3 separate regions of the Mus musculus genome follow, and regions 2 and 3 are each linked to region 1. The links are chromatin loops, found by intact Hi-C in ENCODE. Cell type or tissue: left cerebral cortex. All regions are shown on one strand. Links, peaks and the distances in the headings refer to the core of each region. The heading gives the core; the rest is flanking DNA. Region 1 holds the start of Odr4 (odr4 GPCR localization factor homolog). Region 2 holds the start of Swt1 (SWT1 RNA endoribonuclease homolog (S. cerevisiae)). Region 3 holds the start of Edem3 (ER degradation enhancer, mannosidase alpha-like 3).

Evidence for each region. A loop is a pair of places that touch in the nucleus more often than their neighbours do. Peaks named below come from ENCODE experiments on the same cell type or tissue, not always from the same donor. Only the 100,000 strongest peaks of a DNase experiment are listed, where the experiment ranks them.
Region 2: it touches region 1 in a loop (5-fold over the local background); 5 of 42 quality-filtered maps call a loop at or near these places.
Region 3: a loop joins it to region 1, with 4 times the contacts of the local background. A loop is called at or near these places in 2 of 42 quality-filtered maps.

Annotation. Positions count from the first base shown.
Region 1 is chr1:150,387,848-150,398,392 of GRCm38, forward strand. It overlaps Odr4 (odr4 GPCR localization factor homolog), which reads right to left and starts at 5,208. Exons shown (of 14, transcript NM_145511.2): 1 at 4,843-5,208; 2 at 2,389-2,509; 3 at 676-810. The coding sequence starts at 2,487. Tpr (translocated promoter region, nuclear basket protein) reads left to right here and starts at 4,991. Exons shown (of 52, transcript NM_133780.3): 1 at 4,991-5,166; 2 at 5,509-5,811; 3 at 7,352-7,456. The coding sequence starts at 5,097. In left cerebral cortex, for the core only: a CTCF peak has its summit at 5,234; DNase peaks (open chromatin) are centred at 4,980 and 5,307; H3K4me3 peaks cover 2,608 bases; H3K27ac peaks cover 1,778 bases.
Region 2 is chr1:151,423,916-151,434,460 of GRCm38, forward strand. Swt1 (SWT1 RNA endoribonuclease homolog (S. cerevisiae)) reads right to left here and starts at 4,520. Exons shown (of 20, transcript NM_025819.4): 1 at 4,382-4,520. Trmt1l (tRNA methyltransferase 1 like) reads left to right here and starts at 4,627. Exons shown (of 15, transcript NM_026876.4): 1 at 4,627-5,187; 2 at 9,879-9,989. The coding sequence starts at 4,962. In left cerebral cortex, for the core only: a CTCF peak has its summit at 4,580; a DNase peak (open chromatin) is centred at 4,581; H3K4me3 peaks cover 2,816 bases; H3K27ac peaks cover 1,452 bases.
Region 3 is chr1:151,752,159-151,762,703 of GRCm38, forward strand. It overlaps Edem3 (ER degradation enhancer, mannosidase alpha-like 3), which reads left to right and starts at 3,216. Exons shown (of 20, transcript NM_001039644.2): 1 at 3,216-3,569; 2 at 7,580-7,625. The coding sequence starts at 3,409. It overlaps 2810414N06Rik (RIKEN cDNA 2810414N06 gene), which reads right to left and starts at 2,860. Exons shown (of 2, transcript NR_151475.1): 1 at 2,685-2,860. In left cerebral cortex, for the core only: a CTCF peak has its summit at 6,093 (motif pointing right); DNase peaks (open chromatin) are centred at 2,129, 3,025, 3,633 and 4,153; H3K4me3 peaks cover 2,086 bases; H3K27ac peaks cover 1,130 bases.

The DNA of each region.
Region 1 (10,545 bases), core at 1,062-9,061:
CTACCGTGCTCCCCACCATGACGATAATGGACTAAACCTCTGAAACTGTAAGCCAGTTCCAATGAAAGGTTTTCCTTTATAAGAATTGCCTTGGCCACAGTGTGTCTTCACAGCAATGAAATCCTAAAAAAAACCTTTGCTTTTTTTTTTTGTTTTGCTTTAAATAATCCAGTGAGTCTAATTTGTACTGTCCATATACTCACAGGTGTGGGGTCATACAATGGAGCCTGACAGATACATATGTGTGGCCACATCCATATACTTTTTTTAAAATCTACATCCCTAAAAACCATGACTCTGCCTACCCCGACCACTGGGCTTTTGTCTACCAAGTGTAGTTCTTAGGACTGCATTCCATAGCCACCCATAAACAAGCCTTGTACTTAATTACATTTTCCTACACACTCTGTGTTTCAACTACCACCTGCCCAACTGCTTGCTCTTTTCCTAGTGTTGTCTGTGTCACTTACTCTCATTGTATTGCCCTTGATGGATTGAATATGTTCTCTGACTTATTCAATTAACAAAGTCCTAAGAACCATTCAATATTCAGAGCCTTCTCTAAAACTGTTTAAGTACAACCACTGGCACCCATTTAAGGAAAAATATTCCTAAAATTCTAGATTTGTGACCCAGGAAACATTTTTTCTTTTGTTTATAATGAGATTATATTACCTGGCTGGCATGTTCTGTGGCCCATTCTTCATCCAAATTATCCAACTTAGCTCTCGGCTGTTTGACTTTGTCATTTTGTTCCTCTTTGGGTGGTGTTCTAGTGGCAAGAATCACATAATCCTTTTGTGAAGAACACTTTAAAAACAAATTGCAAAAGCTCATTACAGTTACATCTGATGAAAGAATTACATATGGCACACAAAAACTAAATAGTATTTACAGTAATTTAAATTGCTAATACTCATGATGAAAACTATATTCTTGGGGACTGATTTTAGTGAACAGCCTTGGGACATGTCTCTCATATGTATGCTGCTTATCTTTGATGTATGTAACAGCAGCCATTTACTTGGATATCCTAAATATAAATTAGAGTGGTCTTTAGAATGGTGGAAGTAACTCAGGTGGTACAATGATCACCTAGCATGTACAAGACCCTGGTATCAATCTTTTGTTTTTGAACTGGGTTTCACTATAGCCCAGGCTGAAAGAGAAAGAATGCAGAAAATGAAGAAATAAAGATAGTGTGGAGCTGGTTAAGGTAGTTCACACTATAATAAGAATGGTAAGTTCAAAGCCAGTGTGGGCTACATCTCAAAACGCCTGGATTGACAGATACTGAGTGAGGCAGGCAAGCATGGAGGTAGCTTACCTGAGATACTATTTCACTTGGGTCATTGCAAACCTGTCCCCTTTTATAATATACTTTATAGCCTAGTCCCGTAACCTGCAGGAACCATGCACAAACACCTCTCTCCTAGCAGCCTCACTCTCAGACCCCTATCTGTACCAAGCTACATATTTCTTCCATCTCTAAGCAACAATATAGATTTCCTTGTCCTTGGTAAGAACCACATTAGTCAGTTTCTATTGAAGTGTATTCCTAAGATATCTGGTAAGAAGAATAGAAATGTCCAATGAGCCTAAGATAGTTTTAAGAGCACGTGCAGTTAGATAAACTGTCCATCAAGTGAACATGTCAGAAAAAAAAATCTTATACCTATGCATTAAATTAATCAGGTGGATTATGGGGAAGGACATGTAGATTGGGGAAATGAGTATCAGACTTTATCTAACCTAACAACCAAAATGGACAACCACTCAACCTGCATTCTTAAAGGCGAGAATGCCCATCTTTTGAACCCCATAAAACTAAGTCACAAACATAATTTGGGCACTACCTCCCTCATGTGGCCTGCAGTGCATCTGGATTCCTGCTTTGTTCCTTACAAAGTTATCTTGCCACGTTTGCAAATGTGAGTCCTTATTTCCAATTATTTGGATAAGAGGCCAAGAACTTGGAAAGAACTGATCCTGCCTTTGACCACTCTGACAACCACCAGTAACACGGGGGATGAAACTTAGAGCGCTATTTACATATGCTGGGCAAGTACCAGCTGAGCTGTGTATCCGGTCCAAAACACAAAGAAAGCAAAATGTAAATCATGTGGTCAAGGAAGGCTTAAACTGTGACCTTCTGACATTACAAGTTACTTTCAAAGTACCAAAGGGAAAAATAATCATACTTATTCAAGTTTCAACCAGATTTCCTACTCTTTCAAATGTTAACTCAAAGATCCACTTTAGGTTAACTATTTAAGATTCTGTCCCGTCCACATCACAACTTTGAATTTACTAGTAAATCGTATATATAATTGAAACTAATGAGTAATTTGTTTTTATCAACCTGCAGAGTAGCAGACATATACATACCTGTCCTATCAAAAGACCAGAGACAAAAGGTTTTCCCTGGAGGTTGATGCTTGAAAGATACTGGCCAACAGTCTCTTCTACAATGTAGGTTCTTCCCATTATAGACAGCCAATTCAACAGCCTAAATTGCAAGAAATAAAAGTTAGCATTTTGGGGGGAAAAGCGATTTCTGATGTTTTAGCATTGGTGGACAGGCAATAGAACAAAAAGAGTGGCCCATTCCCAAAACTCTCCTATTTCTTGCAGTGATCATTTATAAAATAAGGCATTCTTTTCTGTACAACTAAAATGCAGCTTTGGAAATCTTTTTTTTTTTTAATTTTTTAAATTTATTTTATTTATGTGAGTACACTGTCGCTGTCTTCAGACACACCAGAAGAGAGCATCAGATCTCATTACAGATGGTTGTGAGTAACCATGTGGTTGATGGGAATTGAACTTAGGACCTCTGAAAGAGCAGTCAGTGGTCTTAACTGCTGAGCCATCTCTCCAGCTCCCAGCTTTGGAATTCTTAGTACAGTGCTATAAGAAAAAACTCCCGCTGCTAGGCAGTGGTGGCGCACGCCTTTAATCCTAGCACTTGGGAGGTAGAGGCAGGTGGATTTCTGAGTTCGAGGCCAGCCTGGTCTACAGAGTGAGTTCCAGGACAGCCAGGGCTACACAGAGAAACCCTGTCAAAAAAAAAAAGAAAGAAAGAAAGAACTCCCTTGGGGCCAGAGTGGTGGCTTAACGGTTAGCAGCCCATGCTGCTTTTCCACAGAGCTTGGGTTCGGTTTCCAGCATCCAAGTCCAGAGGTGCACAAATGCCTTTAGCTGCAACTCCAGGAAATCTGACTCCCACTTCTCAAGTCTGCACACATGTAGCTTGTTCACACAAATATACACACCAAACGATAATAAATCCAAAAATCTTTTGAGAAAAGAAAAGAAGGAACAAGAGTCCCAGCCAGATATGGTGGTGCAAGCCTGGAATTGCTGTACCCTTGAGGATGAAACAGACTTGGCGCTTTGAGCTGGAGGCCAGCCAAAGCTATATAGTGAGTTCTGGGACAATCTGATCTAAAGAGTGAAACCCTGCCTGGAAAGACACAGGAAGAAAACAAAACAACAATAACAAATATAATTACCAATTGCCATGAGAAAGCAAAGTTACTTCTCACTCTTGGGATAAGGAAATAAGGATACCATTCAACACATCTAATTTCTTATTTTAGATCTACTCCTTAGCTGCATTCTCTATGACAATTTATTGGTGAACTTCGATATTCTTGTTTCTAAAATATGGAAGCTGAATTTCTGATTAGTTCATTAAGAGGAGAGAGACTCAAATTTGTTTACCCAATAGTGACTGTAAAACGACTGTTTTCTACAAATTGTGCAAGGTGGGAAGGCACAAATGTGTGATTGCTGCTATGAGACAACTCCTAATAACAGCCACTTAGGTAACCAGTCTGCAATGACAATTATCTATATTGCTTCAATTCTACACGGGACATTTTTCTAAGGACTTCACATGTATTGATATTTAATACAAATTCCTGCACGGTAAGTACTATTATTGTCGTCTCCGTTTTATACATAAAGAAATCAAAAAGAAATGTTAAATAACTCCTCCAAATGACTAAAGTAGTGAGTGTGAAAGGTGGGATTTAAGTTCTCTCAATCTGTTTTGCTTGCGGTGGCAATGATACTCAGCCCTTCAATTGAATCATTGCAGGAACATCTCCTGTTCTCATCTCCTGTCCTCTTCTTCAGCTTGTGAATTCAGTTATGAATCTCCTACTAATTTAATCCCTCCCATCCCCTTCATTAAGACAGAGCCTGACTCCTAACACAGGCTGTCCTGGAATGATAACCCCCCCACCTCTTAATCCCTGTAGCTGACACCACAGGCATGTGCTCTCCTTATTTTCAATCAAAAGGCAACAAATTCTTCCAGAAAAGTACCCAGCCATGAAACGAAGTACACGCTGATATTGCTGAGTCGTGTTCGGGAAACAGACATAGTTCTGTTACTGTGGCAAAATGACAAGTGTCTCAATAAAACTGTCCTAAAAATGTTAAAATTAAAAACGTCAACATCAGACATTTGCCTGCAATGTCATCTTACTACATAAACAACAAAATTTGATTTTTTTTCTGTTTAAAATATTAACCAGACTACTTTAATTTCGCACTAAGTCATTCGGTACCTCACACCCACAAAAGCATGTAGGTACCAGGTTTGACACTAAGCTAATCTCCTCCGAACAGGGCTTGAGTGTGCACCAGTGACTGACTGTTCCATATGGTCCCTAAATCCTTTCTTTTCTCCCCGAAAAGGAAGCTGGTGGTGCCCGGGTGCACACATATTCCTTGGCCGACTAACTTGATCTCAGAATGTGCACATGTGGCAAATAAATCCCTGGAGCTTTCTGTCAGCGAGAGAACTCGAGTTAGGGTACAAGTAGCTACCTTCAAAGGCCAGGTGCCACTCAGGTCCCCACGTCCACAGCCAATGATCTCATCAGAAAGCGACAGCAGAGACACTTCCTACTCCAAACGCGGGTCGCGGCCCCAACGGGTGCAGACTGATGACGCAAGCCGTCCCGCACCCATCTCCGCAGCTCTTCTACCCAAGCGAGGGAGGCCTGCACCCCGCCCCTCTCGGGGCACCGTTAAGATCGTGGCGGTAGCCCAGAGCCTGTCGAGACACCCTGCCGTGACCCATGACCTCTGGTGGCTCGGCTTCTAGAAGTGGCCACAGAGGAGTACCCATGACATCCCGGGGTTTTGACGGTAAGGTCGTCTTGCTCCTCCGGGATAAGGACGAGGGTGGCTGCGTACTTATGTAGCGCCCCCGCGCGGGCACTCGTCACAGCCATAGGAGGCGAGCCGGGGGCGGGGAGAAAGAAGGAAGTGGGGCGAGAGGTGCGGCCTGAGCGCGCGTAAGCGGGTGAGAAATACACTACATTTCCCAAGAGTCTCTGGGGCTGGAAACCGGTGAAATCCCCAAAAAACTGGGGCCGAGGCTGCTGTGAACTCGCTTTCCCAGCGTGCCTAGCTCCCGGTGGCTGCGTGCGCAGAGAGGGCGCGGCGGCGCGGCTCTGGCTGCACCTAACGCGGGACTCTCTTTCCCAGGGTCCCGCCGCGGGAGTCTCAGGCGGGCAGGCGCGCGAGAGACCGCGAGCGAGGCGGCGGACGGGGCGGCTCCGGCGGCTGGGCTCCGCGCTTCTCCTTGCTCCTTGGCTTCTCCTTCAGCCGCTGCGGCTGTTGCCGCGATCCCGGCCGACATGGCGGCGGTGTTGCAGCAAGTGCTGGAGCGCCCGGAACTGAACAAACTGCCGAAGTCGACGCAGAACAAACTTGAGAAGTTCCTGGCCGAGCAGCAGTCCGAGATCGACTGCCTGAAGGGGCGGCACGAGAAATTTAAGGTGGAGAGTGGTAAGTGTGGAGACGCTCTTCGCGCTCCGGTCTGGAGCTGGGGCCCGACCTCCTTTGCACGCCTGCCCTCTTCTCCCTGGTGAGGTGTTCAGGTAGCAGCTTCTCAGGCTCCATGTGCAGCGGAGGCCTTCTCTCTTCTCCCCGCTGTGTGGTTTAGATCGGGGGGCGGGGGGATCCTCCCCGATCTAAATCCACCTTCGTTTACCTCGGTTTCCTTTTACTAAGCGTAGTCTTCTGTGGAAACTCCTCAATGGGCCCACCGACAGAAACTGGAGAATTTGGCCCAGTTTGCACCAGATTTTTAGGACTATGCAATCCTAATCTAATGTTGTTTTGCTGTACTTTAAATGACAGTTAAGCGCCCCCCCCCCAGTTTGTTTGTTTTTAAACTGGATTTATAAGCCTTTACCCATTTCCCCCCTTTAGTGCCTTGTTTTAGTGTGTATAGCACCCTGTGATCTAATAATGCAGTAGATGGTCGCGATGAGGAATTTGTATACAAAAGGACGGTACTAGAAAGAGCAATGAAATGCGATAAATGAATATATGGTGGTTCTCCCAGAGCGTTGAGACTTGATAGGAAATATATAATAAAAATATCTGCTTGTACGTTCTTGTCGTTGCTTTTGTATAAGGAAATTAGAGACATAGCTTAAATATTCTTGGGAGAAAGAAAACAGTTATTTAAAAAACAGAGCCGGGCGGTGGTGGCGGCGCACGCCTTTAATCCTAGCACTTGGGAGGCAGAGGCAGTCGTATTTCTGAGTTCAAGGCCAGCCTGGTCTACAGAGTGAGTTCCAGGACAGCCAGGGCTACACAGAGAAACCCTGTCTCGAAAAAAAAAAGAAAGAAAAAACAGAATTTTTTGTCACATGTTTTGGTTTATCATTAATTGAGGGAATGGGGTCTATAGTATGGTAGATTGATTAGAAATTTCCACCTAATTTAATTTTTTTCTTCAATAAAGTGTAGTTATCAAGCAACGTTGATAAGTAAAAATATCCAGTTATTTTGTGACTCTTAAGAAGTTTGTATAATATACTGTATTCTGTTAATTAATTTACACACAGTCAATACTGAGTAATTTATATGTCCCAATAATGGGATGAAGTAGACAAATGCAGTCCCTTTTTGTGGGAAGTCTGCATGTTTATTTTTACAGAAATTTAGGCATCATTTAAATTATTTTTACATTAACCCCTTTAAAACAATGCACTTTTTAATTAAGTATTTTTATTTATTAGGTAACTTATATTTAAATGTTTAATAATCTCCTGAGATCTGGAGAAAATACAACCTTGCCTGCCTAGATGAAATTAATTTATGAACCCTCTTTTAGTCAATGTTGTCTTTATATGCCAGTTAAGAATAACAGGAAAGTCCTTTTCAGTTTTTAATCTGTTTATTAAGATTAAAATTTCCAATAGTGTATCTTAAGTTTTGCAGTCAGTATTAGAAGAAATAAACAGTGGTATTAATACTGCTTTCAAGGGCACGTGTGCATGATGTTATTCATAGTGTGTGGACTTGTCTTTTGTAGAACAACAATACTTTGAGATAGAGAAGAGGCTCTCACAGAGTCAGGAGAGGCTTGTCACTGAAACCCGGGAGTGTCAGAACTTGAGGCTGGAGCTTGAGAAGCTAAGTAAGTATTTGATTATATCTTTATAACTGTTCTTGGATGCCCAGCTACACCTTTGAAAATCACACTTGCAGGGAGCTGCCCCTCCTGGAAACAGACTTTCCAGGTAGCAAAGCCCTAAGCAGGGATACAAACAAGGTAAGAATCACCTAGCTCTCCTGCCTTCAGGCCTAGAGGCAGACTGATCACACTATGGACTCCAAAATTGTGTTGTTTACTGGAAAAACCTGTTTTTAGTTCTAGTGTGGCTCAGCCATGGCACGCACTTTTAATGTGGGAAACTTTCTGCATGAGTATTGTAAACAGGCAGAGCAAGCAACCAGCTGACAGGAAGTAAATTATAAGTAAAGTAGGATTATTAAGAAAAAAAAGAAACAGCCAGGCAGTAGTGGCACACGCCTTTAATTCCAGCACTTGGGAGGCAGAGGCAGGCAAGTTTCTGAGTTCAAGGCCAGCCTGGTTTACAGACTGAGTTCCAGGACAGCCAGGGCTACACAGAGAAACCCTATCTTGAAAAAAAACAAAAAAGAAAAAAGAAAAAAAACAGAATAAAAGGAAGTCAGGTCAGATAGAGAGGCATACAGGAAGTAGAAGGGAGGGACATTAGGTTTGAAGGAGGATTTTTTTGTGATATCTTGAGAGAGGAGCATTTGTTCTGGAACTTCAGCTGGGTGCCTTCTCTGCCTCTGTGAGCTTGCAAACTTTCACCCCAGCATCTGGCTCCCTAGTCTTCATTGATAAAATCAAAAGATTGAGATTTTTGTTAATAGAAAACATATCTGTTACATCTTGTAAATCATATGATTTCCTCATACTAAATGCCTTTGGAACCTTGCCTTCCTCAACCCAAACCACAAAAAAAGAAGAAAAAAACATAGTGGTTTTAGTCTAAACATAGTGGTTTTAGTCTAATTGATGGTGTCGACAGACCTTGGGCCTATACCTCCTGCTCACTCCTTCCTCACCGGAACCTTAAAAGAACACAGTGCTCTCTCTGAGAGAGCCTAAGCTTTCCTTCCCTACCCTCTGACTAAAGGCATTCAGACCTGTGCCTTCTCAATGTCCTCTCCCTCACGTCATTCTCTGTGAGCAGCTACTTACAGTGTGGGAAATGCTCAGAGGCCTTGTCCGAGCAGTTGCAGTTTGTGTTCCCATTAGTAAAGGCGTGGTAAGGACATAGGCTGTCACAGTCTGCAGACCTGGTTTCTAATTCTGACTAATAATAAAAGTGTTCTTGCCACACGTGCCATATGTAGATGGCTTTTGTAAAAAGGATAAAAGTAGTTGGAAGCACGTGTGTTTACGTAGCTTTACACATCAAAGGTACTATTGAGAGTGATTGAAGTAGCTTAAATGTGTACTTGAAGGTTTAAATAGTGATTTGTTTTCATATTAAAAATGTAAAACCTACTGATTTCATGATACCTTGTGACAGCTTCTGTGAGTCCAGCGTTTCTCCTATGAAGCCTGGTTCCTTAGGAAGGGTTTAGGTGAAGCCTGTGACTTTCAGAGGAGGACAGAAGAAAACTTAAGGGTTGAAAGGCTTTTCAATTAAATGTAGCTTAAGTTTTTTGTTTTGTTTTTTTCTAAGACAGGGTTTCTCTGTATAGCCCTGGCTGGCTATCCTGGAACTCACTTTGTAGACCAGGCTGGCCTCGAACTCAGAAATCCACCTGCCTCTGCCTCCCAAATGCTGGGATTAAAGGCGGGCGCCACCACAGCCCACCTAAAATTTTTGTTTGATTTGATTTCATCAAAAAGGAACACAAGAAGCTCATGATCATAAATAAACGTGAGCTTTTCTCTAGCTGTTTGGTGTATAATTCCTGCAGCTACTTTGGATGCACTACCATTTAAAGAAAGCTCTGTAGACACAGGCGTCTGTGGTGCACAGCCTGAACTGTACTTCTCCAACAAAGCATGATAAGGCTTGCCCAGAAATGGTGCTAAAGAGTATCACGAGGATGTCTCTGATTACTTCTTTTGTGAGGTATTTGTGAAAATAAAGATGAATGTAGACAAAAAGGAGTTCCTTCCTAGGGTGGACAATTGTACTTGAAGTATGTGTATTTGTGTACACAATTATAGAAAATGGTAAGTAAAACAAAATAGAAAATATAGAGTAATGGGTTGGTTTTTTTGTTTTGTTTTTTTCCTTTTATAATGATACAGTTTTTATTTTTGGGGGAGGGCGGGGTTGTTTTTTTGGGTTTTTTTGGTTTTTTCGAGACAGAGTTTCTCTGTATAGCTCTGGCTGTCCTGGAACTCACTCTGTAGACCAGGCTGGCCTCAAACTCAGAAATCCGCCTGCCTCTGCCTCCCAAGTGCTGGGATTAAAGGTGTGCGCCAGCACTGCCCAGCATGATACAGTTTTTAAAATCCTGTTAAATTACCTGTTCGTAGGAACTAGGGAGATGGCTCAAGTAATTAAGAGCACTTGGTGTTCTACATGACCCAAGTTCAGTTCCCAGTTCCTACATCAAGTAACTGACAAGCTCAAGCCCTTCTAAAATTCTAGCTCCTAGGCATCTAAAGCCTTCTGATTCCCTTGGGCACCTGTACGCAAATGGCTTCTACTTAACACAGGCACACATTGCACATAATTTTTAAATTGCCTATACATGATGTAGGGTTTGCTTGTTTCCTCTTTGAAGAAAGGTCTTACTAGATAGACCTGAGGAACCCAAACTCCTTCTAGCTGTAGCTATCCTTGTATCTACCCTGCCTTCCAAGTGCTGGGATTATAAGTGTGAACATCTATGCCTGGCTTTAGATGCTTTCATGAAAGAAATTTTCAAATGTGTATTTTTTTATATAACTATATATTCTAATGACTAGACTTATATATGGGAAGACAAATGTATCATGAATATAAGACAGAGCACAAACTTTTTTTTCTATGTGAAAGGCATGATTCTTAGTGATAAAAAACATGGAACTACAGATATTTATTATAATATATACTGAATGCATTTTATGTAGGTCAAATTACATTATATTTATTGGTCCTGGCCTGCTTGCTTTATTTTATATAAATTTACCTAGAAAATGGAATTTAAAAATTGGCATTGCTAATTTTGCTACAAATTGGG
Region 2 (10,545 bases), core at 1,316-9,315, 1.0 Mb after region 1:
TTTATTTATTATATGTAAGTACACTGTAGCTGTCTTCAGACACTCCAGAAGAGGGTATCCAATCTCATTACAGATGGTTGTGAGCCACCATGTTTTTGCTGGGATTTGAACTCAGGACCTTCAGAAGAGCAGTTAGTGCTCTTAACCACTGAGCCATCTCTCCAGCCCCCTAAGAACCAACTCTTAAGTGCCAAAAAATGTTTGCCTTCAAAGATAGTTTATGGTTCACAGCTGAATTCATGCTAAACCTTCTGACTTATAATAGTCTTCTTTTCTCTTGTCTAAATGATTTCATTCCAACAGGATAAATGGCACAACAAGAGAAAACAAAAAACAAAAAACCAAAAAACATTCCAGCCTGTCATGTTGGTCCATGCTTATCTGTAGTGCCAGCTACTTAAAGGCTGAGGTCAGACAGACTAAGTCCAGGAGTTCTAAGTTCTCAAAAAAAAAAAAAAAAAAAAAAAAAAACCAACTACAACAACAACAACAAAACAAATAAGAAAATGCCCAGCAGACTTGCCTACAGACCAATCAATCTTATTGAGGCCTTTTCTCAATTAAGATTCCCTTTCCCCAGCCGGGCAGTGGTGGCACACGCCTTTAATCCCAGCACTTGGGAGGCAGAGGCAGGCGGATTTCTGAGTTCAAGGCCAGCCTGGTCTACAGCGTGAGTTCCAAGACAGCCAGGGCTACACAGAGAAACCCTGTCTCAAAAAACAAAAAACAAAACAAAAAAAAAGATTCCCTCTTCCCAGGTATATCTTCAGCCTATGTCAACTTGACCTAAAATTAGCAAGCACACCATCTATGTGTGCTACAACATTCATACACATTTCTTTTATGCAGACTAGCAAGCTAACTTAGCAGGACTTCCGATGTGAGCAGTTCTCAAGATTCCAGCTTCTTAAATTATAGGTTGCAACCCTATACTGGTAACATTAAAAGGTTTCACAAAGACTAAAAAATTGAAAATCATGTGTAATGAATCCTAGGTGTTTCTGGCCATACTCTCCAGCACTATGCCCTGTGACTTCACTGCAGCCTTGAACTTATTGTCCACTTTGCATTTCATGTGCCTCTATCCCGACAAAACCCCAAAATACTTGCTGAAACACCTTGGCTCATATTCGTGATTAATGTATGTCATGAACTGCAGTGTTTTTACTGTACATGCAAAATTTTTCTGCTGGTATAGAAACATATTAATAATGGCTTGATTACAGAAAACCAAGAGTTTTAAGCAAAGAAGTTTAGTACTTTCCTATAGCAATTCTTTAGCATGAAAGCATTTAATTCCTATATCTTTGAACTGTATTGTTTTAGAATGTGTGCAAATTGATGTTTGAGTTGCTGATTTTAGTTTCATATTTTAAAAAAGTTTAATTTTGGTTTGAGGGTAGAAAAAATATCCAACAAATTTTGAAATGATCCTAGACATGCTTCTACTGGTATGCATTACTGTTTATGTGAAGCAACGTTCTCAGAATTGATGATTATAAAAATCAAACTATTGGGCTGGAGAGATGGCTCAGCGGTTAAGAGCACTGACTGCTCTTCCAGAGGTCCTGAGTTCAAATCCCAGCAAAAACATGGTGGCTCACAACCATCTGTAATGAGATCAGATGCCCTCTTCTGGTGTGTCTGAAGACAGCTACAGTGTACTTACATAAAGTAAATAAATAAATAAAATTCCTTTTAAAAAATCAAACTATCAATCGATCAATCAACTCTGAAATGTTGAAGATTTTCTTGCAGTATCATCAAATATCCAGTCAAGATTTAATTCATTATATAAAAATAAATAAACACACAATCATTAGCACACAAACTTGCTTTTACCTCTAATGGTAAAATTACATATATAAAGAATTATTTTAGCCAGGCATGGTGGCGCAGCCTTTGACCCCAGCACTTGGGAGGCAGAGGCAGGCAGATTTCTGAGTTCCAGGCCAGCTGGTCTACAGAGTGAGTTCCAGAACAGCCAGGGCTACACAGAGAAACCCTGTCTCTAAATAAATAAATAAATAAATAGAAAGAATTATTTTAAAATAAATTTAAGGTTTTCAGAAATGTTAGATTTGTATTTATTTTAAATCTCTATAACCCTGGGTCCAATAAAATCATTTCAAGCAAAAAGGGATCAAAGGTAGAAAAATTCTAAAATGTCCTGCCATAAGATTGTTCACCTAAAACATTGCAGCTTTTGGTTCAATAATGCTTATATAGCATCTTCCATAATAAACAGGACTAACCCGTATAATCAAAGCCACTGCATGGTATATATTAGCTAGGATTTCTATTGCTATAATAAAAACCATGATTAAAAGCAACTTGAGGAGGGTTTATTTCACTGACATTTCCACAACACAGTCACTCAAATAGTCCAGCAACCAAAATCAAGTTTCTGGCATGTGAGTAACTTTGAAGCTGACCCATGTCAAGTCTTTACCTGACAACAGTGGATCTACCAGGTAGCTTCAGTATATCGTCGTTAAAGACCCAAATCCTAATACAGCCAGGAAGTTCATTTTTAATTCCTGGTCCACAAAAACTGTTGAAATTATTTTTATTGTTGCTTAACAGGGCCGGGCGTGGTGGCGCACGCCTTTAATCCCAGCACTTGGGAGGCAGAGGCAGGCTGTTTTTCTGAGTTCAAGGCCAGCCTGGTCTACAGAGTGAGTTCCAAGACAGCCAGGGCTACACAGAGAAACCTTGATGTGAAAAAACAAACAAACAAAAATATAAGATAGCTTATGCAGTAATGCAACTGATGCTTAATATACTCTCCTAAGCCTTTAAACTGAAAATTCCCTCATGCTTAGAAATTCTGAATTTAAACTGCCACAGAATCCCCATGCTAACATTAAATTGTTGTCATCTGTTTTCTAGCTGGTGTTAAATAAGGTTAAAATATTGAGTCAAGCTCTCAAATTAATCATTTACTCTTTTTATAAATGGGAAAAAAAAAAAAACAAGTACTACAAGTACTAAGGATGTCATTTAGAGCTAAGACACAGTGCCTGTTATGAATACCAAAGGCAGAGGGAGGGGTGAGGTGGGGTGAGGTGTTCTGTCAATTAAAAATAATACCATTTCTTTTTTTTTAATATATTATGTATTTATGTGCTTTATGTGTTTTGTCTGCATTCAAGTCTCTGTGAGGGCATCAAATCCCTGGGACCTGGAGTTACAGATGGTTTCCATCTGTCAAGTGGATGGCTGGGAACTGATAAGAGTCTTCCGCAAGAAAAGCAGGTGACCTAAACCACTGAACAATCTCTCTGGTCCTAGTTACCATTTCTACAGGTTGTAATAGGTGCTATTGTCTCACTTTTAATCGTTAAATAGTTAACTCCCCACATAGGAATCCTAGTCCAAAAGCGGTTAAAAGGCCTTCAGTCGTCTTGTGGGGCCAGGCTTCTGACCTTTAAGCTAAGGAGCTAAGCAAATACTTTACCACTGAGATAAGTACATTCGTAGCCCTTAAGGGCTTTAGAACTTGCAAAAGACTGGTGGGGACAAAGTTTACGTTAAACTGGGGAAGGAAAAACACCTTCAAACACTCCAACTAGGAAGGACAATGAGAGAGCAAAACTTCCAGACAGCATTTCAAAGTAACAAACAATCACACACCGTCTCCTATGGTTTCCCAACAGAGGAAAAAAACCTGAGAACCTCCCCTCTTGCCTTAAACGCTCAAGACAGTCCGAAGCAGGCAACCTGAAAGAAAGATCAATTTGGGTTGTTTTTGTTTTGTTTTTCCAGTCTGCTCCAGTGTGCTTATTAGAAATAAAGTGAAGAGAACAAATAAGACTTCGGTGATAAACAAGTCCAGGATATATATATTTATAAAACTTGAGGCGCAGAGGATTCCCTGGCCATATTCCTTAGAGAATCTGAAATGCATCAAAGTGATACATTTGTTAGTAAAAGCCTAAAAAAAAACAAAACAAAACAGGTCAAAACTGCAAAACAATCTCCTACAACCACACCGCGCCTATTCTGCTATCCTTAACCTAGAGGCAAAATTGAAAAAGTGAAGAGCGTCCGGGTCGCAAGTTGTGGGGGGGAAAGTTGTGGAGAGCGGAGTCAGGACTCTACCTCAGGGGGCTGACAGAAAAGTGCTTCTGGGATTCATAAACTGCCTCGGCCCACCCCCACACAAGCCGCCATCGGTCCCCCCACCGCCTCAGGTCCAGCTGGAGCAACCCGGCCACACACTCCACGAGCCGGCCGACCTCCGACCAGCCCCCGCAGTCGCCCGGCCCAGACCTCAGCTCGCGGGTCCCGAGCCCGACCGACGTCCGGGTACAGGAGGCCAGCAGTGAAAAGCTGTCGCCCAGAGAGATGTCCACGCGCCCGGAATACCCTAACTTACCTGAGTCCGCGGCAGCAGCAGCCACAGCGACAGTGGCGATTCCCCGGACCAGTCGGACACCCAAAGCGCCTTCCCAGAGCCCGCTGCACACTGGGAAATGTAGTTCTGTACTCGGACCCCCGCCAGGAGCCGAACGCTCCAGGCAATTCTAGAGTTCTCGGCGCTCTGTGTGTGTTTCCTCCAAGGACCGGAACTGAGCACCGCCCATGAGGCGCGATGCCTCCTGGGTGTTGTAGTCTTATTTCGGTTCGGTGGCGGCCAGTGATGCAGAGGACGTACCGAGGAAACGGAACTCTTTTTCCTCATTGGACACTGTCCGCCACACGCTTCTGCGCAGTCTGTGGTGGCGTCGTAACGCCTCGGGGAAGGGGAAGCCGGCGAAGGGTCGAACCGCTGCCTCTGGCTTTCAGTTTTTCTGCTGACAGGGTTGGGTCACTGGAGCTCCGCCGTTTGTCTGTGGCACGCGTACAGCCTTCCCAATTGCTTCCCCGCCCTTGGATCCAGCCCTGTGTGCATTAACGTCTATTAACCCACTCCGCCGCGAGTCCCCTCCGCGTCCCCTGGCTCGGAGGCCGTAACTATGGAGAATATGGCGGAGGAGGAGCTGCTACCCCAGGAGAAGGAGGAGGCCCAGGTCAGGGTCCCGACCCGGGCCCCGGATTCGGCTCCGGTCCCAGCTCCGGCCGCAGATACGGCTCTGGACTCGGCTCCGACGCCGGACTCGGATCCAGCCCCAGCCCTTGCCCCGGCCCCGGCTCCGGCCCTGTCCCCGTCCCTAGCCTCTGTCCCCGAGGAGGCTGAAAGCAGTAAGTGCAGACGGCCTGATCTCTCTGCCGCAGAGAAGCGAGAAACCATGCCTCGCTGGGGAATAGGGGAGGCCCTTCTCCAGGGTGTTTTTTTTAATGTGGAAAGGCAAATTTAGAAAAATGGGAGGAGGAGGAGGAACCAGAGCGGCAGGTAAGAGTAAAAGGAATACAGCATGGAAAGGGATACTTCTTCCATAAACCTCGAGGATATCATCCTGAAGGATATATGAAGGCCAGGCGTGAGGCAGAGAAAAATAAACAATGAAATTAGTGGCTGTGTCCGTTAGTGTCTTTAGTAGTTTCCATCTCAACCCAGTCTACAATAGTTTTAAAACTTTCCACTGTGTTACAGTAATGGAGGTACTAAGGTAGTAGTAGATCAAGATTGAGAAACTGAAAGCATTTTTCAGTCAGGACTTATACACACTGATGGATTTGTCTCATTGCTGGAGTATACTTTGCTCCCGAGAATAGAAACTCCGTCTCTTGTATCTGCCAAATACTAATTGAGCTTTGTACTTCATTCCAAAGGACAACGATCGTGAAAACGTATAGCCCATATTTTTATTTTCTGAATGTGTTTATACATGTTCCGAGTGGTGGTTTTTCGGTTCATATAAGAAACATAAGACTGATAATTATTAGCATTTTAAGGATCTTCTTAACATTTTGCACAGCGGGCCTAAAAAAAAAAAATTCAACGAGTTTTGTTTTTTTTTTCAACAAATCTGTGGTCCATAAATGGATCTTTATACTCCTTCTGAATTATCGCGTGAGGAATTAATTCATATTTCTAGGCCAGTTGGGGGTTAAATGTACATAAAACAGTCATAATCTAAGAGAATTATTTTGCAGTTCTACAACCACATTCAAGAGCAGCAGAATTGATCCCAGGAAAGACAAAAATCATCCAGTAGACTCATCATTTGGGATCACAGCTTTTAGTGCAAAACAAGGCCTTTTCTCCCTCTACATACAACCTGATGGATAGGGACTTTTACACTGTTAAGGGAATAGCTACCACCCACCTGATCATGTTTAAATCGGACATAGTTCAGCTGTTTGGGGAATGCTTCTTTACTTCTTCACCATTTTAATGCCTTAAAATGCCTCATGGGGCATAGTGACTCCTCATGGTATGTATGCCTGTAATCCTAACACTCCAGAGATTCAGGCAGGCCTGGTAGCTTGGAGATCAACCTGAGCTGCCTAGGGAGACATTGTCCCAAAAGTCTGTCTTAGGGGAAGAGGGTTGCAAACATTTGATTATATGTGCTACAACAATTACAAATTTCTACTGTGAAGAATTTGTGCTGTTGAAACCTTTAAACACGCACTAATCCTTTGAAAATGTATTTTCAGATCTAGTTAGTCCTTTGAAGGCAGTAGCAGCTAGGCAAGATGAAAATGGTGATTCTGAAATAGAATTGAAATTTGAGGAAAAAGTAACAGAAGAAATTGTGAAAGAACCTTCTAGTATATTGGGTTTGTCTGATTTAACAGGTTTACTTTATTGATTATGAGTATGCTATTTAAAAAAAAAAAAAAAGGAGTGTGCCGGGCGTGGTGGCGCACGCCTTTAATCCCAGCACTCGGGAGGCAGAGGCAGGTGGATTTCTGAGTTCAAGGCCAGTCTGGTCTACAAAGTGAGCTCCAGGACAGCCAGGGCTACACAGAGAAACCCTGTCTTGAAAAACCAAAAAAAAAAAAAAAAAAAAAAGAGTGTTTAAATACAGAATGATATTACCATGTTGAACCAGAAAAGATTAGAAAGATATAAAAAGAATTTTCAGACAGGTTTTGAAATTTTCCTTCAATAGTGGACTAGATAATTTTCAGTTTTCTTTTTCTAACTTATTAATTTTATTAGGATCCTCTTATATTGTACTGCCTAACAGAATAATCCAGGAGGCATATCTTTTATGCAGCATTATATATCCTATTGCACATACATGCCTGAACTATGAAACAGAACCTTTCTCGATTTCAAATGTGGTAGTTTAGTTTGTATAAATGAATTCTTTTTGGACCATCACTATCCGAACTAAAAACTAAGTTACTTTTTTGGGCCTGTATTTTATTCTAAGTTTTTGAACAAAGCCTAGTATATGAAGTTTATCAAGCTCATATCTGTAATTCCCGAATTTGAGAAGCTGAAGTAGGAGGATAATGAGTTTGAAGCCAGCATAGGCTACATAGTTCCAGAAGAGTCGTAGCTATATAGTGAGCTCCTATCTCAAGAAAGAAAAGTATAAAGACAGTAATACAATGATGTTTGTCACTCCTTGCTTTTGCTTAGAAAACTGTCATTTGAGCAGAATCGTCCGATGGTGTTAGATCCCAGAATCAGTGATAAAAATGTGCTACTACATTCAAAACAGCTAATGGTTTTTAAAAACTTTAACTATCCTCAGTGTCTGCTGAGTAGCAGTTCCTGAACTTGACCGTTAGTCATCAGAAAGATGAATCAAGTACAACTGCTGCCCTTTTATTGTTTACTGTAAGAAAGGCAAAAAAGAGCCGGGCATGGTGGCGCATGCCTTTGACCCCAGCACTCGGGAGGCAGAAGCAGGCGGATTTCTGAGTTTGAGGCCAGCCTGGTCTACAGAGTGAGTTCCAGGACAGCCAGAACTACACAGAGAAACCCTGCCTCGAAAAAAGAATGAAAAGAAAAGAAAAAAAGGCAAAAAAGGAAAGATTTTACGCACGAGTGAATGAGGGACTGAGAATGTGAGGGAGCAGAGATGGGACGAATGATGGCAGCATCAAAAATTGAATTTGAATTCTTAAGGTTTTAAATTACTGAGCATACTGACTGAAGCCTGAGATTCGGTCCGTTACCTTTCTCTTTGGAGCTTGCCTGTGCATTGGTATCAGCTGGTCTTATGGATTCTGATTCCCACTTTGTAAATGTTCCTTTCCTGTGGCATGCGCGCCTTCAGAACATCCTTAGAAGAAACAAATTGCAAGTCCATCTGTCTCCTTTTCTGCACTGCTAAAGTTTTTGAAAAAGCAACCACACTGGTTTTCTGTGTTTCCTTTCTATTTGGTCATCTATTCTCTGTAGTTTTTAAAGATCACAGGAAGCTGGGCAGTGGTGGCGCACACCTTTGATCCCAGGAGGCATATATAGGTTTCTCAGATTTCTAGACCAGCTTGGTCTACAGAACCAAGTTCCAAGACATCCAGGGCTACACAGAGAAACTCTGTTTAAAACAAAATAAAAAATAAACAAACAAAAGATTACAGGAGACTATCTACCACATACAGCAGTCTTAATCTTTCCAGCTGTAATGCTTAGTTTTGTGTATTTCTTTTACCTATTATTCTCCTTTAGCGTCTCCATCTCCTCGGTTCTTCTACCCATTCATTCATTCATTCATTCATTACTGAGCTCCAGACATAAAACTTCAGCTGCCTATTGGACACCATTGCTGTAAGGCGTACGGAAAACACACCCTGTTGAAATTTCCGTTTTTCTTGTCCTCTATCTTCCTACCAGAAAAGTCCCTTTCCTCCTTTGGCTGATGGCACTGTTATCCACAGCCACAAAAACTCAGAGACCACCTTTACTTTGCCTCCTACCCATACCTCTCAAAGCCCAAATCCTCTTCCTTTCCCCCCCCCCCACTTTCTCTCCTCCCATACCTTTCTGAGACCATTTTCTCACCACCCCGATTGCTGCTACAGCTCCCAGATGCTTCCCCCAAGCACTTACATGCAAATCATTTACCATTCCCCAAAGAATAAAGTCTGAGCTAACAGAATTCTTTACTACTTTGACTTACGCCCCGCTTTACCTGTGTGTTTTCCACCCAGCCTACCCACCCTCAAATGTATTACTTTATAGACAAGGGCTGTGGTAGCTGGAAATTTTATACCACAAACTTCTTGTTCCTGAAGTCACTTTCGGATTTATAAGACTGGTCACCAAGTCTACTTAATTGAATTTCTATTCATAACCTAAGTCATGAGATTGTGTTCTTGATGGATTAACTCTTAGCAAGTAATGCTCTCAGCCACTTGTTACAATTGACTGGCCCTCCCTTGCTTTCATGCTACCTTACATCTGATACTCCTTTCATTTTACCTATTGTTACAGTTAAAAATTAGAATGTTAATCGCTCACATGTAACTAAAGTTTTTTGAAGACACAAAACATGCATTATAGCTCTCAAACTATTTTGTACAGGACAGAATTTTTTTTGTTTGTTTTCTGTCTTTCTGACATGGTCTCATTTGTCCCAGGCTGGCTTTGAATTCATTCTGTGGTTGAAGGCTCTGAACACCCTGCCCTCCAACCTCTATATCTGTGTGCTAAGCTCCCAGGTGTGCACCACCGCGCCCCGTTTATGTGGTCCTAAGGGTCAGACTCAGCTTCCTGGATGCTGGAACGGCAGTCTATCCACTGAGCTCCACCTGAGCTCCCAGGCGAGAATCATTCTCCATGCAGTTACTTTGACTCAATACAATTTGAAAGCTGAAAGGTGCACAGTAGAGTTTTTCTCTGTAACTTTTTGCATTCTGAAATACATTTGCCATTTTCTAAACTGAACTGTAGCAGTCCCCATGAGGTAGCAGGCTCTATAGAAAACAAAAGCATAAATGTCAACATGGTGTGAACAACTGAAAATGGATTAGGGAAAATTGTTAAAACAGTTTTCTGACTCTTAAAATTTTTTTCTTTTCAGAGAGACACATCTCAATTCAAAGGCGGCTTGCTGACCTGGAGAAGTTAGCTTTTGGGACTGAAGGAGATGTTGACTCTGCCAGTTCATTGAACTCAGATAATCCAGGCACAGGTATTTCCATGTTTGGGGCTACACACACACACACACACACACACACACACACACACAAACATACATTCAGGCACACCCAGGCACAGGCAGACATGTATACATGCATGCACACAGATACACTCACATGCACACTGAATATCTATTTTGTCCTTTTTTGATTTCTTTAAGGTGTCATACATATCTTTTTGTTGTCATTGTTCAGTTTTTAATTTTTATTTTGAGACATTCATTTAACTTGTAATGGGTCATCATTTTTCAACTCATGAAAACTGTTAAGAATAAATTTATTCCCATTGAAGTAGAACAATAGTAAAATAAACTCCTTGAGTTAATTTCACAGTTAAGGACTGTGTTTCTATAAGGTGGTAATTGAATTAACAACAAGTTTTTGACATCCTGAAACAGTATCATAGCTGGGACTGGAGAGGTGGCTCAGTGGTTCTGAGCACTGGCTGCTCTTTCAAAGGACTTAGGTTCAAGTCCCAGCACCCACATGGTGGGTGCCATCTATAACTCTAGTTCAGGTGATCTAACACCCTCCTCTAGGCCCCAAGCA
Region 3 (10,545 bases), core at 1,653-9,652, 1.4 Mb after region 1:
GACACATCCAGGCAGGAAAGGGAACATATATATTTGCGTAAGATACAAGGCTGTGTAAACAAACTCTTAGCCAGTTAAAGGGCACCACTTTATAAACTGCCCTTATTAATTTTAATGGGCTCTACACATCTAAAAAACTGTTTTACATTCTTTAAAAAGCCCGTCTCTCTTATTCCCCTTGGGTGCTTTCCACTAATATTGGTTTTTTTTTTTTTCTGTACAACTCCAAGCTCTCCAAATTAACTTCCATATCATTTAAAAAGATTACTCATGTATAAGTTTGAAAACTAACAAATGAAAAATTTCCCAGGAGTCCATAAATTGGCAATTAGCTAATAATTCCTATTCCCATTAATGGGTTAAAATGGGATCTACTTTGAAATGTACTTTTGTGAATGTGTTTCCATACTGAATATGAATCTCCAGCTTAGAAATGTTAACTCCCAATTCCTTTTAGGTCACACCAGATTTTCCTATTTCGGATTTTGCAGAGGTTAGTGAAACATGGACTCAACTATTGGCTAGAAGTTGAATCACAGTGGGGAGGAAAAGACGCTTATTATTCAGGGAGTCAACAAGGAAGGTGTCCTGCCTACTTATGACAGCCTTTAAAACTTCAGTGTTAGCTGGGAGACAAGCAAAAATGCAGAAAGATAAACACTGAGGCCAGGACTTCCTTTTCAGTTCGTTGTTTCTTTAACAAGATCACTACTGTCTTATTGAGACCCAAAGACTCAGAAGTCTTTATGATTAGAACATCAAGAAGTCTAATAATAAATAGTAATAATGATAACGATCATAATATTAAAATCAACCTAGTTATTGCCAATAAGTTCCTTCAAATAACTGACTTGAAAATACATCTGAAAGTCATTAGGTATTTTTCTACTGTCTTTGTTCTTCGTTTTCAAATACTAGCTGATTGGTGTTGAACTTTGGCTTGTCCTGTTCTCTATGCCACATCCACACCAACTCAAAGGTATTTATTTACTTAGCTAACTTCGTCATTAAGGCTGCCAACAAGGATCCGGGATGGCAGCAATGCAGGATTGCAGGTTTGTAAAAGGGATAAACATCATTCAGAAATGAGCTCATGTGTACAGTATTCATATGATTACAGGGAAAGGTCATATTATTCTCACTTTATAGTGAGGAAACTGAAGGAATAAGAAATCAACACTTCTTGAACATGTCTAGTGGGGGAGACACAGCACTAGGCCTTTTAGAATAATCTGGTTATTTAGAAACAAGCTGGTTAATACCCCTCAAACGATCAAAATCTAGTGGATGTAAAAATGCACTAATAGAGACACAGAGTACTGTGGAAGAACAGGAAGGAGAGTGGTTTGAACACTTTCTGCAAGGTTTAGAACTGTTTTGTGGTGATGGAATCTAAGCCAAGTCTTAATGGTTTGTGGGCGTGGGGCAAAGATTACAGAATAACAGAGGAGATAGAAGAGCAAAGATAAAGAAAGGAAAAGAGTGTGAGAATTTACTTCGTAGTCGAATAGAACTTGAGGGCAGGGGCAGATCGAAGGCAGAGGGAGGAGGAATTCAGAGGGTTTGCAAATCGAAGCTTACTCTGTGGCAGTGTAGAGGAGACTAGGACGTTGCAACTGTTCAGCAAAGAGATAATGAGAGCTGGAACTAGGAAAATGTGGACTAGAAAGGCAATGGTCTGAAAGATAGTAGCGATAAGGATCTGGGTGATTTACCCACTGGTTGGACACTAGGAAAGAAGAGGGTGAGTAAACAGGTCTGAAGCATTAAATAATTTTACACTTGAGTTTCTCTTGGACCAGACAGAAAGGAAATTGAATGTAAGGCCAATGATCAGGACAGATATAAATCTAGAAATCAATCCGAGCAACAAGGTGACTTAATCCGTGTCAGAAATCACTAAAGCGAAACCCGGAGAGTACAAAGAAGCAAAGGAGTCGAAACAGAACCTTCAGGAAACACCTGCGTTTTTGAAAGAGGAGAGAAGGAAGAAAGGTTATTTTGTAACCCGGATGGTCAGAGAGATAAGACTTAAGTGGTGAGGCATTAAAAGCAAGAGGTTTCAGATAGCTCGATATTGCTGAACGGACAAATACGAAATTTACTGTGGCCACAGAGGTCACATCCAAGCTCCTCAACTCTGCCGCCACCTGCTGAAGTGGCACAAAAGAAAGACATGTGCTTTTGCAAGAGAAACCCACCTGTCATTTTACCCACAGTTAGCCTGCCAATCAGCCATTGCAACTCATTACAACATCTAGTCTTCACTAAATTAAAAAAAAAAAATCACTTTTGCATTGTACACTTCTTTCCTTCATGGGCTTTTAAGATAACTATTATTAATCACGTTCTTAGCTTTGCTTGGCCTCCTTCATTTTGAGTGTCCTGCTTAGTTGCTGGGGTACTGAATTAGAGGAGTAATTCAGGAGTTAGATTAGTGTTTGCTAACTTCTTCCAAGCCTTTGTGCAAAAGTTCAAGCTACGTGTGCAAAAGTAGAAGGACGATATATACATATTAGAGTTGTGTATATGCGCTAATGAAAGTAAAACTCTCACATGGTCGTCAAAGGTTCGAGTCATTTAGCTGTTGTTCATTTCCTAGTTTTTGTTTTGTTTTGTTTTGTTGTCATTTTCTCGAGGGCAGAAGAATATTTTCACTGTTCACCCAGGCATTCGGTACCGACCTGGGGGCAAGTCTCATTCTGTCAGCTCTCAGGAAAAAAAAAAAATCTTCAGGAAGAGAATGGCAAAGCACTCACGAGTCTCAAGGACTGGGCAGCCCACCGACGAGGTAGGGTTGGCCAAAGGTCTTGCGGAACACAGAACGCCTGGAACCTGCGTGGCCTTTACAGAATAGGACTACAAGTCCCAGAACGCAGGGCGCTACTAGGCAGAAATCTAGCAAGGCGCCTGCGCGTAGGTCTGTAGTCAAGCTGGAGGAAGCGGTGCACCTTGGGACTAGTAGTTCCTAGGTGGCAACTCCTGGGGTCGGAGGTGGATCGAAGGGACAGCTCCCTGCCCAGTCCCGCCTTTTGTCCACGTCCCGCTTCTCTGGGCCAATGCTAGGTCCTGTAGCTGCGGCCAGCCCCTCTCCGAGGCTGTCTCCATTGGTCCCGAGGCTATCTCACTTCGGCTCTACCCGGAAGTAGCCTTGGAGAGGCGGTTTCCTAGACTACGACACCGGAAAGCTGGGGGCGGTGCTCCGAGCCGTGGAGGGCGGAGGGTGGTGGCAGCGCTGGCGCTGGGGGACCGGCTCGGTGACTTCGGCAAACAGTTTGGCGCCGGCGGCCGCCAGCCTCACTCCACAGTCCGCCCTCGACACGGCTCGCAGCCTCCTCGCCGCCGGCAGCCCGCAATGTGGCCCACCGTGCCGGTGTAGCAGCTGCGCGTGCGCGGAACCGCGGGGCCATGAGCAAAGCCGGCGGCTGCCGGGGCTGTGGGTGCCGGGTCCCCCAGCGAGCGTCATGGAGCCTGGTGGCAGCGACGGCCGCGCTCTGTCTGGTGTTGGCCACGTCCGTGTGCACGGCAGGGGCCGCGCCCATGAGTAGGGAAGAGAAGCAGAAGCTTGGGTAAGGGTGCGTGGCTGTCCGGGTGGGTTTCCTCGCGCGGCTGCCAGCAGTGGAGGTGCCTGTCATTGCGCCCCCGGCGCACTGTGGACTTTTTCTGTGGTGACTGTAACAGCTGGTGAGGCTGGAGGACCTCGGTGCGGTGGACGGGGTCCAGGACGATGGGAGCTGATCCCCGGGATGTGACCTCGGGGGCTGTCGAGTGTCTCCTGGGCAGCCTGTGACATATGTAGTGTTGTGTCAGCGCCTCTGCCATGTCAGGGGCTGGTGGAGGGGCTACCGCCTGGGTGGCGGAGGCAGGGTTGGATGTCTCACCCAAGTGAGCTCCCAGCGGGAAAATGTTGCGGTGCTTACACCTGTTAAAGGAAAAGGGGCGTTCACCGGAACTTGAACTTTTCAGACTTCACTATCCCCCTTGCTGTGTTTTCTTTCCTAAATGGCACTTGTGAGCTAGAGCAGGCGATTTGATGCTATTCAGAGGCCTCGATTAAGTGTACCCCCTTAGAGTAGTTTTATGAGGCTTAAAAGTGTTCCAAAACACTATTTATAGCATTTAATCCAGTAATTCGAATACATCCGAAGTGGCACAAGTGACTAAGAACGAAGTGGAGAATCTCTGGATTTTGGCAAAACCGTGAAGTTAAGTGAGAGGAGAGGAAATGTGTGCCTGTCAGTAGCACGGCGAGTTGACTGCGAAAGATGCTTATTAAAACAGTGAAGTGGGTGGGTTTTGCTTGTCTGGTAGGTTAGCACAGAACACTAGAATGCACTGCTGATTAGTGAAGAGGTGAGAAAACTGGTGGGGATGTAAACCACGTGACTTATTGACACCAACTCCAGAATTTTAAATTGTGCTTGCTCTTTGATTCATTTCTTTCTCTGGAGAATCTATCCTACAGAAGTAAAGACACAATTAGAGATAAGTGTATAAAGGGGTGCATTTTGACAGAACAGAACAGGCTGGGGGGGGGTGTCATACATTTAGAAAGAGTTCTGTACTAAAGCAAGTTGTAGGTTAATATATAAATAGAAAGCATATTATTTTATAAGAAAAAATAGTTGCCTGAACTCAGGAAAAAATAACAGGTAACTTATCCCACAAAGGGAGGTGGAGCCATTAGGTTCTGACGTAGATACTTCTTTACTTCCGCCATTGCAAAAGAACTATACTAATTTTTAAATCACAGAGCAAATAAAAATGTGAGTAAAAGAAGATGAAGTGTTATCTATTCAAACAAAATTACCAGTGAATTCTAGACTCTTGCCTTTTCCTTTATAAGTTTAATGTATTATTTTGTGACATTTTAATGATGTTCCCACTTTGTTGGCATTTAACTCATGCCATCTCTAAAACTGTTATTCCATCGCGAGGTGGATGCTATCTCCACTGTGCAAATGAGGACATTGAGATTCAGGGTTAACTTGCTCAGAGTCTCAAAGCGGGTCAGGTTTGTGGTTTTTGGTTACATTTATATTTTTAACCTATGTCTGATCTCACAGTTCACAGTCTGTACAGTGCTGTACTTCCTTAAGATTTGGGGGAGGGGAAGTATTTCTATTATGGCTGCAAATATTTTCTTTGACATTCTTATTAAAATTTCTATATGAGTCATTGACTTGCCAGCCCCAGGTTCAGTCTCAAAAAAACCAAGCTGTACCCCCTGCGCCCGCCCTCTCCACCCCACCCCCCTCCAACCCTCCCATTCCACCCTCCACCCCTCCCCCCACTTTCCACCCCCCACTGGAATTGTGAACAGCTGCTCAGTTGCTTACACTCAAATATCTGATCATATGTAGTCTTTCAGGGAAAATATTTTTCAGGATAAGTGATCTTGCTAATATTTTTAGTTAACAGAGAATATAAATCAGTGCTTTATTGATGTTGGGAGGCAGGGTGACTTTAGAAAACCATTTTTAGAAATTATTTTGGAATGAAAAATTTTTAAATGGGGAGGATCAGATTTCCAATATGTCTTATACAGTTACTAAGTTGATATAAAACCATAGAGACTTTTTAACAGTTGAATACAGTCACTGTGTCTTTCTGTAGCTAGGTCCACTTTGAAGTTGATGTCATGGGACTTGCTGGTTGTTGCAGAGATGAAAGTGTGCCCTCGTATGCAATCATAATTTACTCATAATTTGGAAAATTGACAGCTCTCAAAGTTGAGTTAGCAAGTTAGAGGTTTTAAAACCTGTGATCCACCTCTAGGCTGTAGCATTTCCAGAGACAAGAGATTTCCCTTCTTGATATTAATCAAACACTTATTCTACTTCAGAGAAGGAAAAGTTAGTATATCCTGTTTTTATGTTAGTGCTTGCAGGTTTTGTGCGGCCTTGACTTCAAAGATGTTTGAAAGATTGTTATCATTTGCAAGATGAGGAATTCTCTAAGATAATGCTTAATATTCTGAAATTCTCTGGATCTGTGTAAATGTACAATATTTTAACACAATAGTAGGAAGATTTTTTTAGAATGATTTTATTTATTTTATATATATGAATATACTGCCTGTCTTCAGAAACACCAGAAGAGGGCATCAGATCCCATTACAGATATTTTAGAGCCACCATGTGGTTGCTGGGAATTGAACTCAGGACCTCTGGAAGAGCAGTCAGTGCTCCTAACCGCTGAGCCATCTCTCCAGTCCCAGGAAGAATTTTAAAACTACATTTGCCAGTGTGCAAGCGTGCCATGACACGTGGAGTCACAGAACAACATGCAGGAATTGGTTATCTCTCTCCACCACGTGGGTTCTTGGGATCAAACTCAGATTGGCAGGCTCTGCGGCAAGTGCCTTTACCCAACGAACCATCTTGCCACCAAGGTCTTGTTTTTAATGGGTAAGTGTTTTAAAATAGTCATAAAAGTTGCCAGGACTTATCTAGGTCATCAAAATGAAGGATACTTGACCTTGCTGGTCATTGCAGCCAGGATCTGGATATTAGATCTTTTCTGCCTGTAAGCTTCACTGTTATCAACAGTCATCTTTCATTGTTCTGAAGATGACAGTGTAGTATAATAGGAAGGGGAAAATATAGCCAGTCACTGTCTTTACTACCTTTTCTATCCCTGATTTTAGGATCTGGAACTTTGGGAAGAGAAGTGTTAGTGGAAGACTTGCTTCAGTGTTTTCCTTTGCTAGTTATTGGATTTGGCCCCGTCTGGCTCTCACGTTAGCTTTTGTAATAACACTTCATTGTAAGACTTATTTCTCAGTTTCTGAGACTCTGGTTTGGGCACCTAAAACCTCCATTTCAAACAGCTGTATTGGAAGTTGATACAAGTCTCTCTCTCCTCTTTTCTCCCTCCCTTCTCTGCTTCCTGTTTAAGGACCAGCCTCGGCCCTAACCTGAGAGCTAGAAGTCTCCCTTCTAACTCCCTTCTGAGCCTTAGAATTTTTCCTTTTGAAGTGAATTCTATTTTTTGAGAGTGCTCTTGAGAGATCAGAGTACATTAGAAAGTGTATCTTTTGGAAACGAGACAAATATGGTATGTATTTAGCTAGGCATGAGTGGTTTCACTCAGCTTACTGGGCAAGGCAAAGGCTTGAGAAAATGTTTTTATTTCATAGTAGTATCCCCCACCTCCCTACTGCCCTTAGTAGACTCTACAGACTAAGCAGTAAATGGTGCTAATAACTATTGCTTTGAGTTGTCTAGAAACGCTCCACTCCAAGAGTAAGTTACATAATAATGTTAATAGCGGTAGTGGTTTTTTCAAGACTTGCTTTCCTTCTCTGCCATTCTGACATGGATCATTCAATAGTTTTCTTAGGAAAAAAAAAAAAAACCCAGAAGTTTTATATAAATTGCCAGGTCTAGGACTAGTAAAATCCTGGCCCAGTTCCTTGTGGTGAGGTAAGAAAGGCTTATTACTCTACTCTCTTTGTGGTATCCTAGCTTGTTTTATGTTTTTATTAGTGTGTTTTTATGAGGGAGAATTATGTTCCTGAAGTGCAGTAGATAGAATATACAATAACTTTTCTCCCTCTCTGTTTTTTCACAATTAGAAATCAAGTCCTGGAAATGTTTGATCATGCTTATGGCAACTATATGGTAAGTATGAAGCTATCTGTGCATACCGCTTATACGAACTAACTATACACAGGTAACTGGGAAGTTTTGAAACCTGAATTACTAATGTATATTTTTAAATAAAGCTTTTTGAAAAAAGCAGGACAAATGTAAGCTAGCAGGGCATTCCTGTTGGCGATTCGTATGGAATCAATTTATTGAGTAGGTAAGAAATTGAAAGCAGATCATGAAACTGTGTGTGTAAGCAGTTTACTTTGGTTCTGGTAGCAGTTGACAATGCACATAGGTAAAGAGGAAAAAGATGTTGTGTCTGGCTGTAAGGGATGTCCTTTAGGAAAACTACAACTTACCGTACAGACCTATGAAGCAAACCATTGCATTAGAGAGACTATCACCTAGCTCACGTCCAAACGTTATGATGTGGACTCTGAGTTACGCATTTTGCTTTCTGCTGAGCCAGTATTTAAAAGTTTCAGAGCTACTGTGAGATGCAGCGGCAGCTTCCACTGTTCAGGAAGAGAAGCAGGCTCCATGGTACAGAACGGGAGAGAAGATAGCAAGCAAATTTTAAGAGTTCAAAAGGAAGTTTTGCATAAAAATTTCTATAATTTTGTAAAGAGTTTAATCAAGTTATGCTGAGAATTTCTTATCATTTCCTTGTTTTTACATTTAAAATATACCAGGAGATTTCCAATGATTATAGCCCTAATAAAGTATAGTTAGCAAAATTTGACAGAGAGCTAACTCTAATTCTTTTTAAGATACTTTCCACTCGATTCAGTAAATCTATTTTCACTTATATAGGACAGATATCATTATATATCATTATCATTATTCCCTTTATATATTTTTGTATTTTCTTTTCTTTTCTTTTCTTTTTTTTTTTTTATATGTCTGTGTGTGAATGCTCACAGAGGCCAGAAGAAAGCATCCAGTGGCTAGGAGTGACAGATGAGGTTGGGAGCCACCCAGAGTGCGTGCTAGGAGTGAAAGTCAGGTCTTCTGGAAGGGCAGTGAACGCTTTCAGCCACCTGTCATCTCCCAGGCCCTGTTTTTATATTTTAAACGCATTTCATATTTGATAGCCGCCTTCTTTTTTACCATTGCTTGGCTAGAGCGAGGTTTGACTTTCCGTAAGTTTTCTAGAATCCGATTGTTAGGAAGCTTTGGGTATAAACATTGAAAACATGGTTTTAAACTTACTACTCAGTGTAACGGTAGCCACTCCTCTAGTATTTCTTTCAGAATCATTTACTCATGAATTTTGTTTAGGGGAAGTGTAATTGAACAAGTCGAGGCTAGTTATGGTATAGAAATAGCCAAATGGACCCCTAACAAGACCTCAACAAGACTCCCGAGTTGTAGCCAGCTCATGCAAGTAAACTTTTGATTCCAAAGTTGAGTAAAATAGGAGACAGCCAAATGGATTTACCACATTTTACTCTAAGTAGGGTCCTCTCCTTAAAGATTATATTCACTGAGTGTATATATCTGTTCACGTGTGTGTTCACGTGTGTGCATGGCAGACAGAGATTGGCACTGGATCTTTCCCTCAGTTGCTGTGCCCCTTGTGCTGTGAGACAGGTCTCACCGATGCTGAGGCTGACTCACACTCTGGCTAGACTGGCAAGCCCAGGGGTCCTCCTTTCTCTGCCTCCACAGTGCTGGCATCACTGGCATGAATTGCCATGTCCGGCTTTTTGTGTAGGTTCTCAGGAATCTGAGCTCAGGTCTTCATGCTTGTGGGACAAGCACTTTACTGACTGAGCCATCTTCCAAGTCCTTAGGAACTTCTCTTTATAAAGTATGGTATCTTTAATCTATGCCCCCCTCTAAGTGTACAGCAGAACGTCTGTGGATATGTACTCAATGGGTTTGTGGTAGAGTGGGCATCAAGGACAACCCTCACAAGACTTCATGACCCAATTCCTAATGTAACCTACCTGGGTAACTTTGCTATAACTAACTACGTATGGGTTGGATGGCAGCTCTGTGTTGGTTTTTATTCACTTAGATCCTAACCTGATGAGTTAACTCCTTTGAGTCAGGTCTTGTAGAATGGGGATCATTGCAGAGGACTGTTGGAGACCATAAGACTTTAAAACAGATGCCTTTCTTCTTTATAATTAATTTTTAATAAAGTCGTCTTTTATATGTCTTGTGCTTAGGATGGTACTTGAACACCTAAGTACTTATTAAATATTTTTTAAAGAACTAAATTGAATTTTTGTGAAAATAAAATCAGACATATTTTTGCATTTGATTATTTTAATAAATTTTGCCTTCTAAAGTAAAGAAAAAACTTAATAAACTTCTTTTAAAATGGAAAGTTATGGAGGATTTCAGGATCCATAAACTTCTTGTATTGGCTGCCTATGTTAAATGTTAAGTGCCTGCTACTGGATAGGCTTTTAATAATGTAGAGAGCTTGCCCTCATTTCTCACGAGTTGTGTGCAGTGTTGCTCTTCAGCCTGTTCTACATACTACAGGCTACAACATCTCCTTGAATCTTCTTGGCTCCCACGGGAAGAAAATGGTATTTTCTAAAGATGGGCAGTATAAAGTAGTTGTGACCATGGACTTGAGACCTGGAAGAAGATTACCCTACGGAGGCTCTGCCCCCTACCAGCCTGGTTAAGAAGGGAAGGAGGTTCAACTGGTCTCAGAGCCTGGTTTCTCGTCAGTATAAAATGAAGTCAGTTCTTTATCAGCCTTACATTCTTCGGCAGGCAAGACTGTCTTCATTTTACACAGATTGCCTCATTAGAGCTAGTATCTGGCAACTATTCCGAAGCACTGTGTGTAAGTGCGACTGGTAATTAGAACTTAAGTATGATTTGGCAGAGATGGAAATTTCTCTTGTAAGCTGAATGTAGTGTCACACATCTCTAATCCCAATATTTAAAAGGCAGAGGCAGGAGGATCGCTACAAGTTCCAGC